Regions from separate parts of the Homo sapiens genome. Here all the other regions are linked to region 1. A link is a contact called in ENCODE Hi-C or POLR2A ChIA-PET data. All regions are on one chromosome and are shown on one strand. The core of a region is the stretch at or near the end of the contact, and the rest is flanking DNA. Distances in the headings are between cores, read along the strand shown.

The links. A loop is a pair of places that touch in the nucleus more often than their neighbours do. ChIA-PET counts read pairs that join two places held with the same protein, here RNA polymerase II (POLR2A). Pooled maps may share reads with other maps.
Region 2: a loop to region 1 is called in a map of B cell, with 7 times the contacts of the local background. The contact joins the promoter of RECK here to the promoter of ATOSB in region 1. A Hi-C loop is called at or near these places in 2 of 168 maps with a recorded cell type or tissue (B cell and ascending aorta) and 6 of 50 pooled maps. POLR2A ChIA-PET finds 5 or more read pairs at or near these places in 1 of 52 experiments (AG04450).
Region 3: a map of B cell shows a loop between it and region 1 (9-fold over the local background). The contact joins the promoter of MYORG here to the promoter of ATOSB in region 1. A Hi-C loop is called at or near these places in 3 of 168 maps with a recorded cell type or tissue (B cell and naive thymus-derived CD4-positive, alpha-beta T cell), 4 of 37 single-sample maps with no recorded cell type and 13 of 50 pooled maps.
Region 4: a loop to region 1 is called in a map of B cell, with 16 times the contacts of the local background. The contact joins the promoter of FAM219A here to the promoter of ATOSB in region 1. A Hi-C loop is called at or near these places in 4 of 168 maps with a recorded cell type or tissue (B cell, chondrocyte, gastrocnemius medialis and 1 more), 2 of 37 single-sample maps with no recorded cell type and 15 of 50 pooled maps.
Region 5: a map of B cell shows a loop between it and region 1 (7-fold over the local background). The contact joins the promoter of MSMP here to the promoter of ATOSB in region 1. A Hi-C loop is called at or near these places in 3 of 168 maps with a recorded cell type or tissue (B cell, CD4-positive, alpha-beta memory T cell and naive thymus-derived CD4-positive, alpha-beta T cell), 1 of 37 single-sample maps with no recorded cell type and 11 of 50 pooled maps. POLR2A ChIA-PET finds 5 or more read pairs at or near these places in 1 of 52 experiments (common myeloid progenitor, CD34-positive).
Region 6: a pooled map shows a loop between it and region 1 (2.6-fold over the local background). The contact joins the enhancer-like site here to the promoter of ATOSB in region 1. A Hi-C loop is called at or near these places in 5 of 168 maps with a recorded cell type or tissue (CD4-positive, alpha-beta memory T cell, ascending aorta, mammary epithelial cell and 1 more), 6 of 37 single-sample maps with no recorded cell type and 17 of 50 pooled maps. POLR2A ChIA-PET finds 5 or more read pairs at or near these places in 5 of 52 experiments (GM12878, MCF 10A, activated CD4-positive, alpha-beta T cell and 2 more).

Annotation. Positions count from the first base shown.
Region 1 is chr9:35,114,482-35,117,251 of GRCh38, reverse strand. It overlaps ATOSB (atos homolog B), which reads left to right and starts at 1,390. Exons shown (of 9, transcript NM_025182.4): 1 at 1,390-1,447. RefSeq lists a silencer at 1,186-1,245 and an enhancer at 2,579-2,770.
Region 2 is chr9:36,035,501-36,038,270 of GRCh38, reverse strand. RECK (reversion inducing cysteine rich protein with kazal motifs) reads right to left here and starts at 1,358. Exons shown (of 21, transcript NM_021111.3): 1 at 1,173-1,358. The coding sequence starts at 1,272. RefSeq lists silencers at 1,079-1,228, 1,239-1,438.
Region 3 is chr9:34,375,549-34,378,318 of GRCh38, reverse strand. It overlaps MYORG (myogenesis regulating glycosidase), which reads left to right and starts at 1,421. Exons shown (of 2, transcript NM_020702.5): 1 at 1,421-1,526. RefSeq lists a silencer at 1,057-1,446 and enhancers at 1,492-2,072, 2,073-2,654.
Region 4 is chr9:34,457,168-34,459,937 of GRCh38, reverse strand. It overlaps FAM219A (family with sequence similarity 219 member A), which reads left to right and starts at 1,368. Exons shown (of 6, transcript NM_001184940.2): 1 at 1,368-1,734. The coding sequence starts at 1,675. DNAI1 (dynein axonemal intermediate chain 1) reads right to left here and starts at 1,133. Exons shown (of 20, transcript NM_012144.4): 1 at 885-1,133. The coding sequence starts at 932. RefSeq lists enhancers at 1,007-1,076, 1,173-1,467, 1,030-1,570, 2,702-2,770 and a silencer at 1,447-1,696.
Region 5 is chr9:35,752,858-35,755,627 of GRCh38, reverse strand. It overlaps MSMP (microseminoprotein, prostate associated), which reads left to right and starts at 1,352. Exons shown (of 3, transcript NM_001044264.3): 1 at 1,352-1,628; 2 at 1,860-1,968; 3 at 2,348-2,638. The coding sequence starts at 1,499. The coding sequence ends at 2,528. It overlaps RGP1 (RGP1 partner of RAB6A GEF complex), which reads right to left. Exons shown (of 9, transcript NM_001080496.3): 9 at 1-2,770. The coding sequence ends at 2,754. RefSeq lists an enhancer at 1,539-2,738.
Region 6 is chr9:35,633,392-35,636,161 of GRCh38, reverse strand. It overlaps a transcript of CD72 not described here. Among named protein-coding and RNA genes, the nearest start is that of SIT1, 16 kb to the left of the region's middle. Within about 2 kb of position 1,426, at least 2 of the 41 ENCODE cell types and tissues checked have a DNase peak (open chromatin) inside an H3K27ac peak, as active enhancers do.

The DNA of each region.
Region 1 (2,770 bases), core at 141-2,640:
CTGAAGGCTGAGGCAGGAGAATTGCTTGAACCCAGTAGGCGGAGGTTGCAGTGAGCCGAGATCGCACCACTGCACTCCAGTTTGGGCGAAAGAGCGAGACGCCGTCTCAAAAAAAAATAAAAAAGAATGTGACTTTTGTAGAACTTGATCAAATCCAGACCCAAACGGTCCGCTCCTCGGAGAGGCCACAGATCGGCGCTGAGCTGGGCTGTCTCAGTTCTGCAAGTGTCCTGTGCTGCCATCTACCGGTGTCTGGGAAGCGTCGCCCTCCCTTATTGTATCTCCTGGGGAGAGGTTGGAGAGGGCGCCGCTTAAACTGCAGAACATATGTAACTGTCATGCAGTTCATTAGACACCTGTACAAGGGAAAGGCCTCACTTTTCTCCAGCAATTGCAGGCCCTCCTAACTCCATATCAACACTCATCTCGTAAAATTCACAGATCTCGCTGACCTGCCTCAGTAGGTACTGATCTGACTCCTACTGTCCATCCCATCCCAGAACCCACACCCGCCTGCACAGCGTAGGCTTCAGAAACTGCTCAACCTCGCAGACCTGAACCCCACCGCCCAGATTCCCTCATTTTCACAGACCCCTGAGATTCCTTGCACTACCTTGCAATCCCTACGGACCTCCCCTATTAGTGCAAATGCACGCGCCCACCCAGACATCCCTACAAAGAGGTTAGAGTTCCGGCGGCAGCTCACACCGGTGCGAAAGCAGCGAGATAGCCCCAACCCGGCTCAGAGCCCTCAGGCTGGTGGCTTTGGCCCTGGCTCCATCTCCCCACCTCTGCCCTGATCCGCTCCGCTCAGGCTAGCAGCCTGCCGGCCGAGGCCCCGCCCCTCTAGACTTGTCATCACAGAAGCCGCACGTGGCCGGGGTGGGACCTCAGGCGACCTGCGACCATCACTTTGTCTCCTCCTTCCTCCTTTGGGGCCGCCACCGCCAATCAGAGCCAGCGGATCCTGGTTGGAGTGCGACCGCCCGGGTGAGGCGTGAGGGAGAAGGGGCGGAAGGAGGAGGGGCTCTGAGATGGGAGGGGGATCGTGGTGGAAGGGTCTTGGCGCGACTTCTGCCAGGCTGGAATCCGAGGGGGCGGGTCCTGGTGAAAGGCGGAGAGACCGAGAGGAGGCGGGGATCGGGGGTGGGGCCTGGGAAAAGCTGAGGATCCTGGGGAAATGCAAAGAAAACGCGAAGGAGGTGCGAGGTCAGAAGGGGGCGGGGCCCGGGCTACAGGGGAGGAGCTCGAGAAATTAAACGAGGAAAGGGACAAGTCCACAGAAGGTGGAAGGTGGGACAAGGGAGAGGGTGGGCCCGGGCGTTGCGGGGGCGGGGCTCAGACTGAAGGGGCGAGGTTTGCAGGCGGAGGCTACAGCTAGGGCTGCTCAGTAACTGCCCCAACCACTACCACGTCCCCAAGTGCAACGGGACCCACGGAACTACAGGTGTGGGGCAGGGTGAGCGTGGAAGAAGGGACGCGGATGGGGGTGCGCTTTGCAGACGATCTGGAGACTGCTGTGTGTTGAGGGAAGATACGAAGTCGCGGGAGCAGTTGGGGACTCAATGTGTGGGCAACAAGGTGCATTCTCCAGAGGCCTCTATGGGGGAAGGGCGGGAGCGCTTTGTTGTGGGGGGGTTGCGAGGTACATTGTGAGGGGGCTGTCTCTGTCTGATGTGGGGGGTTGGAGGAGGTACATGAGGGGCAGGGGACATGGAGGTGCTTTGAAGGAAGGGGGGCTGTTTAATGGAGAAGGAGTGTAGCGGTGTCGGAGGGTCTGCGGGCACTATCTAGGGGAAGGGGTTGTAGGCCCAACTTGAGGCAGGAGAACAGAACCCCCAGTACTTTGACAAAGTAACAGTTTAGGGCATTGTAGTAACTACAGGAAGACACTTGTGTTCTGGGTTCTAAGAGCAAGGGTGTTGGGGTTAGTGGGGTGAAGAGGCCAATCTATTGCACTCCTGTCTGCTCAGCTTTTAACTCCGCCTTCTGGCCTGGGCACTCAGAGAGGAGTCAGACCCTGCTTGTCACTAGGGCTTGTGTGAATGTCTCCTCAGTCTATTTTGGATCTGTCCAGCTGAGACTGGGGTTTCTTCCCTAAGCTGAGGTCCCGGGGGACCCTTCCCCCGCTGGGTTCCTGTCAACCCCCCATCCTAGTTCCTGTTCCTCCCAGAGCCGGCCTTGGTCTCTGTCTCCCCCCTCCCCCGCCCTGCCCTTATGCTCTGGGTGTGCTCATTTCCCACTTCCTTCCTTGCCCCAGGGCCTGGCCTGGCCCTTGCCCATCTAGGAGCTGTGCCCTGCCCGGTACTTTGTTATCAATGACCAGAGACCCTGGTAACCAGCGGCAGGGCTCAGACCCCACCCCCACCACTACCACCCAGGTCTCTCGCATAGATCCCCAAGTGACTGGTAGCCACATTTAACCACTTGCCACAAACAGATTTTCCCCACCCTTATCCTTCTGGGTAGGGAACGCTAGGGCTTCTGTGGGAGGGGGGAAGTGGTGAGGAGTATTGAGGGTCTTCTGTCTGTTTTGAGAGGTGGGCCACGACTGTAAGCTGAACCCAGTAAGGGTTGTGAGGTTCCAGCCACAGCTAGGGGAGGAAGAGGGAGTGGCTCCCCACACTCCAGGCTTGGAAGCACTATCAGAACAGGCTAGGACCTAGTTCTCTTGAGGGCTCCTCTGCTTCCCTGAGGGGATTTGATGGAGTGCTAGAGTTCTTTTTGCCCCTGGGCTGGCTGGGAGAGGGTGGGAAAGGCTTGAGTTCCA
Region 2 (2,770 bases), core at 109-2,608, 920 kb before region 1:
GCAGTGGCATATCACTGCAGCCTCAACTTCCCGGGGCTCGAGCAATCCTCGTATCTCAGCCTCGCGGGTAGCTGGAACAACAGGCATACACCACCATGCCCGGCTAATTTTTGTATTTTTAGTAGAAACGGGGTTTCACTATGTTAAGCAGGATGGCCTCGAACTCCTGGGCTCAAGGGATCCGCCCGCCTCCACCTCCCAAAGTGCTGGGATTACAGGGGAGAGCCTACCGCACCCGGCTGACTTTGCTTTTTTTTTTTTTTTTTTTAAGGTGTCTCTGCCTGTCTCCCTGTAAGCAATGCACTTCACCACTTTTGCATGCACACGTCCTAGCCATCTTTCAATGTCTAGTACAGCTAGGGGGAATCACTCCACTTTCCACTCATCCTAGGTCGATGTCCTCTCTCCCTCTGTGCACTCATACATGGCCCTTCATTTCCTCTGGACATTTCTGCCTTGAATTCGAGTTACTTCAATCTCCTGCTGTACCCCATCTCCTACCGAGAGAGCTTTTGGACGGAAGGAGTCGGCGTGCACTCAAAAGGCCAGCAAGCGGGAAGCAATCAATAAGCACTTAACAGTTTCCTATCCATCCTTGGTTTAGTTCTTGTAGAGCAAGAATTTCTCTCCTCAAGCCTGCCAGCCCCCGGGGGACAGGGTTTACTGATTTTTAATGTCTCCTGCCCGAGTCCAGGACCCACCACGCGGGCTGTGGGGACCGTCAGTGCTCACCGCCACCAAGGTCGTTATGAACCAAGTGCGGGTCAAGTAACAAGTAACAATAACTAACTAGGGCCGCGGTAGGGCGGCTGCGTATCCGAAATCCCATCTAAACCTCGCGACGATCCTGGGCGGGGGCATCGCACCCTTTTCTGACAAGCAGCAGAGGCAAGCGAAGGGGTCAGTGCCGAAGAGGGGGCCCGTGTCGGTGGGTGACAGACCAAGGCCTCAAACCCGAGTCACCGCCCAGAAGATCTTGGGGCGGAGAGAGTTCCTCACTCGCCCCGCCTCGGCACCAGCCTCTGGAGCGCTGAGACCTGGGGTCCCGGGGTCGCCGGACGTGGGCAGGGTCTGGGGGTCGCGCGCACCCCCGCCCCCTGCCCCGCGCCATCTTGGAGCGCTGTGGCGGCCGCTCCCGACAGCTTCGAACCGTTGCTCTGGAGGTTACTCACCCGCACTGCCCGGAGCCAGGCCCCCTGCCACCTCCGCGACCCCCGCCACGGCCAGCAGAAGGAGCAGCGCACCTCGCAGAGAGGCCCGGACGGTCGCCATGTCCGGGCCGGGCGGCTCCAGAGCCGCGGGATGCTCGGACCCAGCTTGGCCGCAGCCGCTGCCGCCGCTACCGCCGCCGCTCGCGCGAGGCCCCGCCCCCAGCGCCCGGCCCTTTGGTGACTGGCTGCGGCCCGCTCAAGCCCCGCCCCCTGCCTCACAGTGTTTCCAAAACCTCCCGGGGGCGGGAACGTGCCCCGTACCAGGGCTCTTTGTTATGGCCCAACTGTGTGTCGGCTTCTGCCAGGAGTCCACCAGCCCACGTTCTCCCAGAGTGAAGTCAGAGGATGTCAGAGCTGGGAGAGTCATTAGAAAACCTCTGCCACCTCCTGAGGTTTCGGGCCACTGAGGTGAGAGAGGAGACTGACCTTACTCAAGATCACACTGCAAGTTCACCTGAGAACAAGGGCTTAGTCCAAGGCCGAACCAAAGGGGCTTCTCTCCTTCATGTACCCTCAGTAATACTCGCAATATTCTTTCTGCCGAGACGCTGCCTCGCACCCAAAGAAAGCATGTCACCCGGGATCCTTCGGCCTCCCGCAGACACGGCCCCCTGACAAGGGTTCATCACTAGAGCTCTTTGGCACTATAGCCTCAATGTGTCTTTGTTGTACTTTAAAAATTATTTATTTATTTATTTAGGCAAGAGTCGCTCTGTCGCCCAAGCTGGGGTGCAGTGGCGCGATCTCGGCTCACTGCAACCTCCGCCTCCCGGGCTCAAGCGATCCTCCCACCTCAGCCTCCTGAATAGCTGGGACCACGGGCGCAGGTGACCACGCCTGGCTAATTTTTATATTTTTTTTGCAGAGAAGGGGTTTCACCATATTTCTCAAGCTGGTCTCGAACTCCTCGCCTCAAGCAATCCCCCAGCCTCCTCCTCCCAAAGTACGGGGATTGCAGGCGTGAGCCACTGTGCCTGGCCTTGATGTTACTATTAAGCACCTATTCCTGATAGGAAAAGAGGATAGGAGAACGCTTGTATACCTAGATGTGGAAAGCCTTGAATATCCGGCTGAGAAGTATAGACTTTGTCCAAGAGACAAGTTGGAAGTGGGTCCCACCCCACCCATCAGCCCAGCAGCTACGTGGAGAATGTTTAAGCCACTGGCTAGCAAAGCTAATTCATTGTCTCTTTTTTTCTCTGTGTGTTCCTGAATTAAACCCTTTTTCCTCCTTTTTTGAAAAAGCATGACCACCGTTTTAAATTCTCATGAAGACACCTGGGGCTAAATTACTTAAAACATTTTTAAAATTCCTTAATATTATTAAATATCCAGTCATTATTTACATTTTTCTTATTGTCTCATGATTTCTTTTTACAATTTTTCAAGTTCTAAACAAAATCCATATATTAAAGTTGGTTTTTATGTTTTTGGGCTCTTACATTTATCCTCTCTTTCGAGTTTACAAAAGGAAAACATGAATAAGTTAAAATATCTAAAACATCTCCTCTGATGACTCTGTTGCTTCTGTGTACAAGGTAAACTGAGGCACAATAAAA
Region 3 (2,770 bases), core at 172-2,671, 740 kb after region 1:
GGCAGGAGGATCACTTGAGCCCAGGAATTCGATACCAGCTGGGGCAACATAAAGAGACCCCTTCTCTACAAAAAAATTTAAAAATTAGCAGGGTATGGTGGCACACACATGTGGTCCAAGTTACTCAGGAGCCTGAGGCGGGAGGGGATAGCTTGAACCAAGGACATTGAGGCTGCAGTGAGCTATGTTAACGCCACTGCACTCCAGCCTGGGCGACAGAGCGAGACCCTCTCTCAAAAAAATAAAGACCGGACGCGGTGGCCCACACTTGTAATCCCAGCACTTTGGGAGGCCGAGGCAGGTAGATCACCTGAGGTCAGGAGTTTGAGACCAGCCTGACCAACATGGTGAAACTCTGTCTCTACTAAAAATACAAAATTAGCCAGGCGCGGTGGTGCGTGCCTGTAATCCCAGCTACTTGGGAGGCTGAGGCAGGAGAATTGCTTGAACCCGGGAGGCGGAGTTTGCAGTGAGCTGAGATCGTGCCATTGTACTCCAGCCTGGGCAACAAGAACGAAACTCAAAAATAAATAAATATAAAAATAAAATAAAATAAAAAAGAAATGAAACCTCAGAGTCTTGCCCAGCCCCCGGGGAGAGGGGCATGGCGGGGCACACCCACTTTCCCGCAGCTTGGGCATTTCTAACTAAAGGCTGTAACTTAGGAGGAGGGGCTGGACCCTATAAATAACTAGTCTGGGGGTAGCGGTCTGGGAGGCGGGTGACGTTGCAAAACACCGAGCAGAAACCGGTCTTCTCAGTCCCTGACCTCGGACACCGCTGGTTTGGTCCGGTGGGAACCGACAGCTTGGACTCGCGGCGGGTTGGAACTACAGCTCCCTCCGTGGGGCCCTCGATTGGAAGCACCTGCATTGGGAGCTGAGATACTCGCGGAATTCCGCCACCACTTTTCCGTATGGAAAGCTGAGGGCTTGTGAGAGCGTTATACCGATATGGCCTCCACCTGTCCAAACCGGGAAGGAAGGAATTCCAATGGCCAGCTCTGCTCCTTTACCCTGCAGCTCTCTCCCTCTCATCCTCATTCCAAACCTAGCCTAGAGGTGCAAGAACCCCAACCTTCCGCAGCTGCTCCTTTCTGCAGAACTACATGTCCCAGCAGGCCTGGGGCCGAGCCCCGCCCGCTTGCGGGTTAGCAGTGGCCCAGGAGGGGCGGGCCCGCCGGCGGGAGTCGGAGCCGCGGGGCGCAGGACTGAGCAAGCCTGAAATGCCAGGGGCAGAGCACAGAGCGGTGGGAGGAAGGTGGGGCTGAGGGGCGGGGCCACAGATCCGCCTGATAACCTGGGAGGAGGGGTCGAACGTCAAGGGCAGGGCTGGACTCTGAGGCCCGAGACGAGACTGGATGACTGGGGCGTGGCCGAGGAACCCCAGGGCGGGACCCGAGGAGGGGCTGTGCCCTGCCAGACAGAGCCCCGCGCGGCGCGGCGGCAGCTTCACTCTGGTTCAAGCGCAGGGGATCGGCGGGAAGCTCTTTCACCCCCGCTTCTGCCGGGCTGTAACTGCAATGGGTGAGCCCAGCGGGAGGGCTGTGGGGGGCGGGGGGCTGCTGAAGGAGCACGATTCCTGAACTTTCGCTCCCACCGATGAATGGGTGGAGCGAGCCTGAACACCTGGGCCCATCCCACGGCCGCGATTCCCGCGGGGCGACAGGTCCCTTGACCTCGGTCGGCCCCTTCGGACAGTATAGCCTTCAGGGCGGGGTAGGGAGGGCGGCTGTGGAGTATTCCAGGCTATGTAGGCAGTCACTCGATCCCCGCGGATACCGTCGCCTGGCAGGAGAGGGAGATGGGCCGGATCGAGTTGCCTTTGACATTTCCATCCCCCCGGGAACTGTGTCCAACTAACGATTCTACTTGGAATGGCCTCCCCTCAGTTGAGTCGGGCGGGGCCCTCCCCCTCAGACCAGACTAGCTGTGGCAGCCAAGGCTGAGGTTGAGTGTCCGGTGGGGAGAGGCTCAGCAGGGGCAGAGCCCAGACTCCACCTGGCGGAGGCGGCAGATTACAGAGGTCTCTGGCACCACTGTTAACACCGGAACCACAGACTTCCTCCCCCAAAGCCCCGGTACCAGATGCCATTAAAATTGCCCTCTTTGCTGCCCTCGTGGTCTTCGTGGTCCGCGTGGAGCAAGCAGCAGCACCAGCCCTTGGAAAGACAGGCCTCACCATGCCATGTCCATCTGATGGAAGCTGGTCCCACCAGCTCAGCCCCAGGGCTCCTTTCTGCTACTGCATTCAGGCAGCCAGGTCAGATCATTATCTCCCATCTCCTAAAACTTACACTGTGGAGAGCTGGGCTGGGATTTTAGATCCAGGCAGCCTTGATACCTGGCTAACTTCAGACAAGTTCCTTTTTCTGTTTGGGCCACGTTTCCTCACCTGTAAAATGGACACTGCAGCTATGTCTGCTGTTCCACATTGTTGATAGAACTGGATGCTGTGGTGACATTTGGGACACTATCATGGTGCCTGGGGTGGGTGGGTGCCCAGGCCTGTGGGCTTCTGTCTTTCATCAAAGAACTTCAGATCCCAGAAAATTAAGATTCTCAAAACATAACTGTCGGAAAGGGCTTTTGAATCCACCTTGGTGGCCTCTTCCTGCCTCCAGGGCTCATGAGATAGGCTGACTTCATATGAAAGTTTTGAGGATGAGGAAGTCTCTCTCCTCTTCAGATACTGACCCTCTCTCTCCTTATTTCCTTGGTGCCCAGAATAGGGCTTTGGTTATCTTGAATGAATGAATATAAACTCACAG
Region 4 (2,770 bases), core at 119-2,618, 660 kb after region 1:
CTTTGCCTGCCCTTTCTCTCCTCATAAATCTCCCAGCACAGAAAATAAAATCACACTCCTGCACATAGCCTGTCCTGTATTCTGTTTAGTTCTCTTGCACACCCTCTGTGGGCTCCCAAACAGCAAGAGCTGTGTTCCCACCTAGCCTGGAGCTAGGCACACAGCAAAGGGTTGGATAAAGAATGCCTTTGAGGCTGGGCGCCGTGGCTCACGCCTGTAATCCCAGCACTTCGGAAGGTCAAGGTAGGAGGATCGCTTGAGCTCAGGAGTTAGAGACGGGCCTGGGCAACATGGGGAAACCCCGTCTCTACCAAAAACACAAAATTTAGCCGGGCGTGGTGGCCTATGCCTTTGGTTCCAGCTATTCGTCAGGCTGAAGTGGGAGAATCGCTTGCACCCAGGAGGCAGAGGTTACAGAGAGCTGAGATGGCGCCACTGCATTCTAGCCTGGGCTACAGGGCGAGCCTCTGTCTCAAAAAAAAAAAAAGAAAGAAAGAAAGAAAAAGAAAAAGAAAAATTCCTTTGGGACAAGAATGTGAGAACAAGGAGGAAGGGACTCGTGGGAATGGGGATGGGGAAGTTAAGGAGAATAGACTGGTCAGAATGAGTCCATGGGGTAAAGTGAAGTGAAGAGATGGGAATGGTGGATAAAAGGAGAGAGGTAAGAAACGGTGGATTGGGGTAGTATGGGAGAGGAGGCCGGGATTAGTGGGAAAGAGTAGGACAGAGTCAGAGGTCAGTGGGAGCACTTACCAGAGGTCACGGGGGTGAGAAGGCTGGGGTCAACAGAGAAAAGATCAAGGATCAGTAGGAGAGGTATGATTAGTGGTCACTGGCGACGACGAAGGTCAGAGGTCATCAGAAGGAAGGTGTGCGTACGTTACCTGCTTATGAGGCTGTTTATGGGGAGCCTTCGCAGAAGCAGGAATCATCTCAACCCCTGGAGAGCCTACAAAACGCTCCCTCGTCTGAAGACAAAAAGTTTGTCCGTCTCCTTGACCACACACAAGAAATCTGGACTCTCTTCCACTTCAGTTACCAGTCGCAACGGTTCTTTAGGGACAGCCGTCGTTGTGGGTCCCCGTGCCCTTGCAGGATAGAATCCAACTCCCTGACGCGGTTACCCAGCAACCGACCAGCAGCCAAGGCGCAGGCGCTTCGGCGCGCCCAGCCGGCCCGGAAAGGAGGCGGGGTTGGGCGCGCGGCGAGCGAGTCTCCACTAAGCCCCGCCCCCTCAGGAATCACAGCTGGGCGGCCGCGCGCATTCGGAACTCCCGCATGTGGGTGGGGCTGGGGTCCCCAGGCACCGCCTCCTCATGAATAATGCAAGATCCGGGCGGTGTCCCGGACCCGGAAGTGGAGTTGCCGAGTCACCGCAGTGGCTGAGCTGCTGACAGGAGGCGGCAGCGGAGTAGGAGGCGAGGCAAGACCTGCGGCTCGGCCCGGCCACAGCCGCGGTAGTGCTAGGCAAGCCCACGGAGTCACGCCGGCCTCAGCCAGTCTGCGAACCTCTCGCCCCCGCCCACCCCTGCATCCGCCCGGCCCCTGCCCGCCCGAGTGGTCCGGGGAGGCCTAGTCTGCACCACCCGCCGGGCTCCTGGGGCCGCCGCCCCGCGCGGTCCTGTCGGCGTCCGCGGCCGCGCCCGGCCCCTGGCCCGCTCGCCCGCCGGCACCATGATGGAGGAGATCGACCGGTTCCAGGTGCCCACCGCGCACTCGGAGATGCAGCCGCTGGTGAGGGGGCGGGCGGCGGGCAGGCCAAGGCCGGAGGGGGCGTCGCTTGAGGGGGAGGGAGGGAATCAGGCCGGGGGGATCGTGCGGAGGGGCGCCATCGGATGGGGCAAAGAGATCCCTGAAAACGTATTGCCGGGGGACGGGGACTTGCAGGACAAGAAAACCGTGGGAGAATATGCTGGATGAGAGCAAAGGGACCTGTAAGGGCGGAGGGCACCGTCGGTGGAAGCAGGGCACCGTCGGATGGAACGGAGGGGGCACAAAGGTGCACACCGCTAGTGGAGGCCCATAGCAGGGACTGGCGAGGGAACTGCCATGGGGCACCGCCGGCGGCAGGCCCAGGGGTCTGGGATGGGAGGTGGGGAGGCGTTTAGTCCTAGAGGCCTGTGATGCTTAGGGCGGGGGAGCCGTCAGGCTAAGAGAGATTGGGAATCAGCTTTTAGAAGAGGAGGGGCTTGCCCGCCTGTCCGCTGGATATACGGACAGGAACGCTGGGCCGGGGCGAGGGACCCAGTGGGGGAAGGTGGTTGGTGCAGAACCTGGGAATTCCGTTCTCCGGTGGGGAGCGCAGGCAGACCAGGCTGGGGGCATCTAAACCGGGAAGGAGAGTGCGCGGCGACCAGATGGGGAATCGGGGTGCAGATGAGAGTGCTCGGGAACCGACGGGAGAGGAAGTGGGGTCGCGCTGGAGCTGCCTGTGCGCACTGGTTGGGAAGAGCCCCCATCATCTTAGGCCTACGTGCCTGAAGTCCTTGCTGGGCGCGGATCCTGCCGCCTGTCCGCGGTCCCGGAGTCAGGGAGGAATGATGTCATCGCTGCTGGCGCGGAGGGAATGGAAGGGGGAGGGCAACTCGGGTGCACCGAGGCTAGGCCTAAGGGAGACCATGCTTGCTGGCCACCGCCCAGGGGGCTCCCTGACCTCGCTTGTCTGTCAGGCAACCGGGTGGGAGACGTGGAGGCCTAGCCAGCTCGTATAGTGAGGGGGGAAGAGAGGGAATGTCTAGGCTGTGTTCGCTTTATCCCCCTGGAGCCTGAG
Region 5 (2,770 bases), core at 103-2,602, 640 kb before region 1:
GGATCTAGATTGCACACTCCTTATGAGAATCTAATGCCTGATGATCTGAGATGAAACAGTTTCATCCCAAAATCATCTCCCCGCTGCTATCCCCCTCCATCCACTGGTGGAAAAATTGTTTTCCACAAAACCGGTCCCTGGTACCAAAAAGGTTGGGGACTGCTGACAAGGAGTATGAGTGTGAAAGGTGCAGAGGTCTATGCCAGGAGACAGCCATCCCCAATAGAAGCCCTCAGCTATGCACAAACTGCTTAATGTCATTCAAAGAAAATAATGTCGCCCATTTTGCCTCAGAGCTTTAGCCCCAATCACAGCAACTGCTATTTCCTGACGCTTACGCACCAGAGATGGTGATAAGAGCACTGCACGCATTATCTCAGTAATCCTCATAACAGCCCAATGAGTTGGCATTACTATCCCCAATTTATAGATGAGGAAACAGGCTCAGAGAGGTGAAGTAATCTGACCAGGTTACATAGCTAAGTGGAGTCAGGATCTGAATCCAAGAAGACTGTCTCTACAGCCCATGCTCTCAATAATCCATCCTGGGCTCCTCCAGAACCTGTGGGAAACTCAGAGGATGCCAAATGATAAATTCCTAAAAACCTCACTCCATTATATATGGGAGGAAAGAGAGGACACCTCTGTGAACCTGGAGTGATTCATCCCATCAGGGCACTTAGAGATGCTCCTCTTTGAAAGGGGAAAGAACCATCCCCAGATGTGGGGTGATCCCACATCTGCTGTATGTTTGAAGGTGATAAGCAATGGACAGTTCACCTCTGGAATGCCTGAGGAAAAGAGACCCTCCCCACCATCTCTGAGGGGCAGCCCTATTTCTTGGATACATTAGGGAAACCCTGCCCTAGGATCTGAGGGAAACACAGTCTCCACTCCAGGTGCCTGCTCACTCTCCTGGAGCTTCTGGCCGTCGCACCCTATTGCAGCTCCTGGGTTTGGCTGGGGCACAGGATTAACCATCCCCAGGAAATGCCTCCCTCCGGTCCAGGCAGGGATCCCAGCATACACACCCCTGGTGGTGGCAGTGGGGGAGAAAGGGGGAAGGTGGAATGCTTCCTTCTCTCCAGGTCAGGGAAGAGATCTGGGGACCACCTGGGGGCCCTCGCCCCTCCTGCCTCCTTGCTGGGGAAGTGCCCAGTCCAGTGCCCCCTCCATGGCCACCTCCCTCCCTCTAGCTGTGCCGGGGCATGAATCAGCTCTCACAGCTTGTTAAAGCTAGACCTCTTGTTTTCATGCCCTCACCTCAGGAAACAGAGTTACAACTTTTCCAGCTCTACTCAGCAGGGGGCCAGGGTCCTCACTTTATAAACATCCCCAGCCTGTGAGAGCAGAGGGCAGGGAGATAGTGTGAGACAGGAGCCCAGGGGAGAAAGACAGAAACTAAGACTCAAGGAGCAACGCAAAGCAAAGTCAAGGAGTCAAGACCAGAGTAGCTGAGCAGAGGCCAAGAAGGGTCTGAGAGGGCTGTGCAGCAGCAATGGCCCTAAGGATGCTCTGGGCTGGACAGGCCAAGGGGATCCTAGGAGGCTGGGGGATCATCTGCTTGGTGATGTCTCTACTCCTCCAGCACCCAGGAGTCTACAGCAAGTGCTACTTCCAAGCTCAAGGTAAAGTGGGGTGAAGCGTTAGGAATGGAGGAGCAGCAGAGAGGGCACAGGGAGGATGGGGCCTTACAGATGATCCCGTGTCAAAATACCCAGGCTTCCTCCAGCTGTGAAACAGGAAAGACAAACTAAATACGGGGATAGTGCGTACTTACTGTCTCCACCCCAGACCAGAAGAGCCTCTGCCTCTCATCAGCACTCCTACACCTACTAACATTTCCCGTTCTTCCCTAGCCCCCTGTCACTATGAGGGGAAATATTTTACCCTGGGTGAGTCTTGGCTCCGCAAGGACTGTTTCCATTGCACCTGTCTGCATCCTGTTGGCGTGGGCTGCTGTGACACGTGAGTGACCAAAGATGGCCAGAGAGAATGACTCTGATATGAGTGACTGAGGGATGACCAGGGAGTGACTAGATTGCTGTGATGTAAGAATGAACAGAAGAGCAATACAAGATGGGCCAAACCTGAAGGGACCAACACTAGTGTGAAAGATAAGGCTTCAGGCTATAAATCAGGGGAGGTTGGGGTGGACCTGGAGAGAAAATACTCCTGTTATAAAACAAAAAGGCCCACATATGGTAGGTGACAGCTTAGTTAGGAGGACCAAGGGGCCACTGAAAGGGGCTCTGTGGGGGGAAAACTGTGAGAGAGGGAACATGTGGGCAGGGATAAAGGCAGCCTTTCACTGTGCTGACTCCTTCCCCTATCCTTGGTTCCCCAGGTCCCAGCATCCCATCGACTTCCCGGCTGGGTGTGAGGTACGTCAGGAGGCAGGAACCTGCCAGTTCTCCTTGGTGCAAAAATCTGACCCTCGGCTGCCCTGCAAAGGGGGAGGGCCTGACCCAGAATGGGGCTCAGCCAACACCCCTGTTCCTGGGGCTCCTGCTCCCCACTCCAGCTAAACTCAACTGATCATCCATCTGCTGACTGCTCACTGCTGCTGCCACTTCCAGGGAAACCACTAGCAGCTGCCAATGTATTCTGAACAAATAAATTAATGCTATAGCTGAAAGCCCGACTCTCACTGTCCACGACATTGGACCCCAGGTGGAAAAAGTGGGTCCCATTAGAGTCCAGGTGCTGAGTTCTCAGTATCCGGAAGGAACTAGCACCAGGGTGGGCCAGTTTCAGATGGTTATGGTGC
Region 6 (2,770 bases), core at 177-2,676, 520 kb before region 1:
AAACAACCTACAAAACTCAGGTCAGCTACTCACAATAAGGAATTTCTCACCCAAAATTTATAGTGCTGAGGGTGAGAAATCCTAGCATAGGGGAAAAAATAAAAGTAAAAACCTCTCTCCCCCAATTCCAATTCCTACTCCCAGTCATAGTTCCCAGAGGTAACTACTTTCAACACTTCCTGGCTTTAAGTGTTTTGGTGACTTTTTATTTGTTAATAGTGATACTTAGACCTCTTAGAGCAAGAGAATTCTAGGAAACTCTAGTGAGGTTCTCCATTCCACACCCCCTCTGACAACTCCAGCTATAGGTGACAAACTTTAAGTGGGCTCCTCTGGGCTCCAAGCAGAGAGAATTCCTTATAGACAAGTTCTGGAAAACAGCCTCAGAGCCAAAAGCAAGGACTTTCAGGAAGAAAGCAAGTCTCAGAGACAGCCTGCTTCCCAAGGACAATCATGACTCTTCTGGGTCTTAACTACCAGCAAAACTAATGGTGGATTTAATTTCTCAGCCCTTGAGGCTGGGAGAATGCAGAAAAACCAGAGGGCAGAGGAACCTGCTGGCAGAGACAGCTGAATCCCTGACAGAAAAAATGAGAGCCTGGAAGAGATATGTGTGAAGCTCAAACACAAAAGATTTCCTTGAACTAGAAAATGTGATCTCAGAACTAAAAATTTCCATTGATAAATCAAAGGAGAGGACAGTCATTGCTGAAACCCCAAAATAGGTCTAGAAAATTAAATAGAAAAAAAGTCTCAAAATCTAGCACAAAAATATAGAATTGCAAATATGTGGTAGAAGGTAGAAGCCTGGAACAGATAGAGTAGACTTAACCTGCAAATGCTGTGGGTTCCAGGAGAAAAAGGAACAAGAGAGGAGAGATCATAATTAAATAATAGATGAAATTTCTCTAAGCTGAAGAAAGAATGATTCCAGCTCCAATTGAAACGAAAAGACACACACTCAGCTACATATAGGCAAAAATTCCAAAACTCTAAGAATATAGGAAATCTTACATACTTTAAGGCAGAAAGCAAGTTATTTTTTCTCATCTGCAACCCTGAAAGTTAAAAGACCCCCAGATGGAATGTGGGCTAATGAAAGAAAAGGCCTGCAACCTATACCCAGCCAAGGAAGAAAAAAAGATTTGCAAAAATCACTGAGTACCTCATCTGAGAAATACTTTTGAGAAGAGACTCTAATAAACAACAAATGAATCCTAACACAGACTTCAAGACAGGGGAAGAGAAGAAGCAAGAAACCAGTGGGGAGCAACGAACCATGTCTGTTTATGAGGTGTAACATATATGCTAAATAAGGACTCTTGAAACAGATGGAACACACTATAAGGGAAATTCTAATAAGGACTAAATTATCTCATTAAAACTGTGGAGTCAGGCGGTGGGGATAAGGGGAAGGTAAAAGTGTTCCAGAAGTCTAAGGCAGGGAGAGGTGGGGAGGAAAAATGGGAGAAAGGAAGGGAAGTGAAAGTAATCTAAAGGTCACATTTTGGCCAGCCGCGGTGGCTCACGCCTGTAATCCCAGCACTTTCGGAGGCCGAGGTGGGCGGATCACCTGAGGTCAGGAGTTCAAAACCAGCCTGGCCAACATGGCGAAACCCTGTCTCTACTAAAAATACAAAAATTAGCTGGGCCTGGTGGCGGGCTCCTGTAATCCCAGCTACTTGGGAGGCTGAGGCAGGAGAATCGCTTGAACCCAGGAGGTGGAAGTTGCAGTGAGCCAAGATCGTGCCACTGTACTCCAGCCTGGGGAACAAGAGTGAGACTCTGTCTCAAAAATAAAAAAGATTACATTTTATTGGGATGGGGAGGAAATAGAAGGTAATTAAAGTATTCTGGAAATAGTAGCTGTTGTTTTCATACACTAGAAAAGTCATGTGTATCTATCTGAGAGCAGGGACAGGGATGGTAACTATTAATAGAATGACAAACTCCAAATTAATGAGGAGAAAAATTGAATGAGTAGTAATTTATTTAATCTAGCAAAGATTAAAAAAAAGAAGAGTTAACAACAATATAAAAAAACTTTAAAACAAGTAAGATGGAAATAAGAAAATCAAATACATCACTCATTACAGTAAATAAAAGCGGACTGAAATCTACCATTAAAAGACTGTCAGATTTTGTTATAAATCAAATTTAGGCACACATTACTTAAGAGAAACACACTTAAAGTGATAAAGTTTTAAAATAAAGACATGGAAAGAGATACCAGGCAAATATTAAATATTATTTTAAAAACCAGAGGCTATATACAGACAATCCCCGACTTAACAATGGTTTAACTTAGGATTCTTTGACTTTACGATGGGTTTATCAGGGTATTAAATGCATTTTCGACTAACATTACTTTCTACTTATGATGGGTTTTTCGGAACGTAGTCCCATCCTAAGTCAAGGAACATCTGTACTGATATCAAACAAGAGAAATTTAAGTTACGGGCTGGGGGAGGTGGGAGAAGACTTCCTGCAAAGGGATAGGAGGATTTTGGGAGAGATAGGAAGGTTTTGTATCTTAATTGTGGTGGTAATTACACAACTGAATACACTTGTCAAAACTCATAGGATTGTACACTTAAAATGGATCAATTTGTTGTATATAAATTACAATGCAATAAAACTGGTTTTTAAAAAAAGAATGAAAATACTATGTTCACAAAATAAAAATGTGAAATGAGAAAACAGCGTAACATGAGAAACTCTCTCAATTACCCTGTATCATATATTATACTGTCAAAAAGATAGCAAGCTT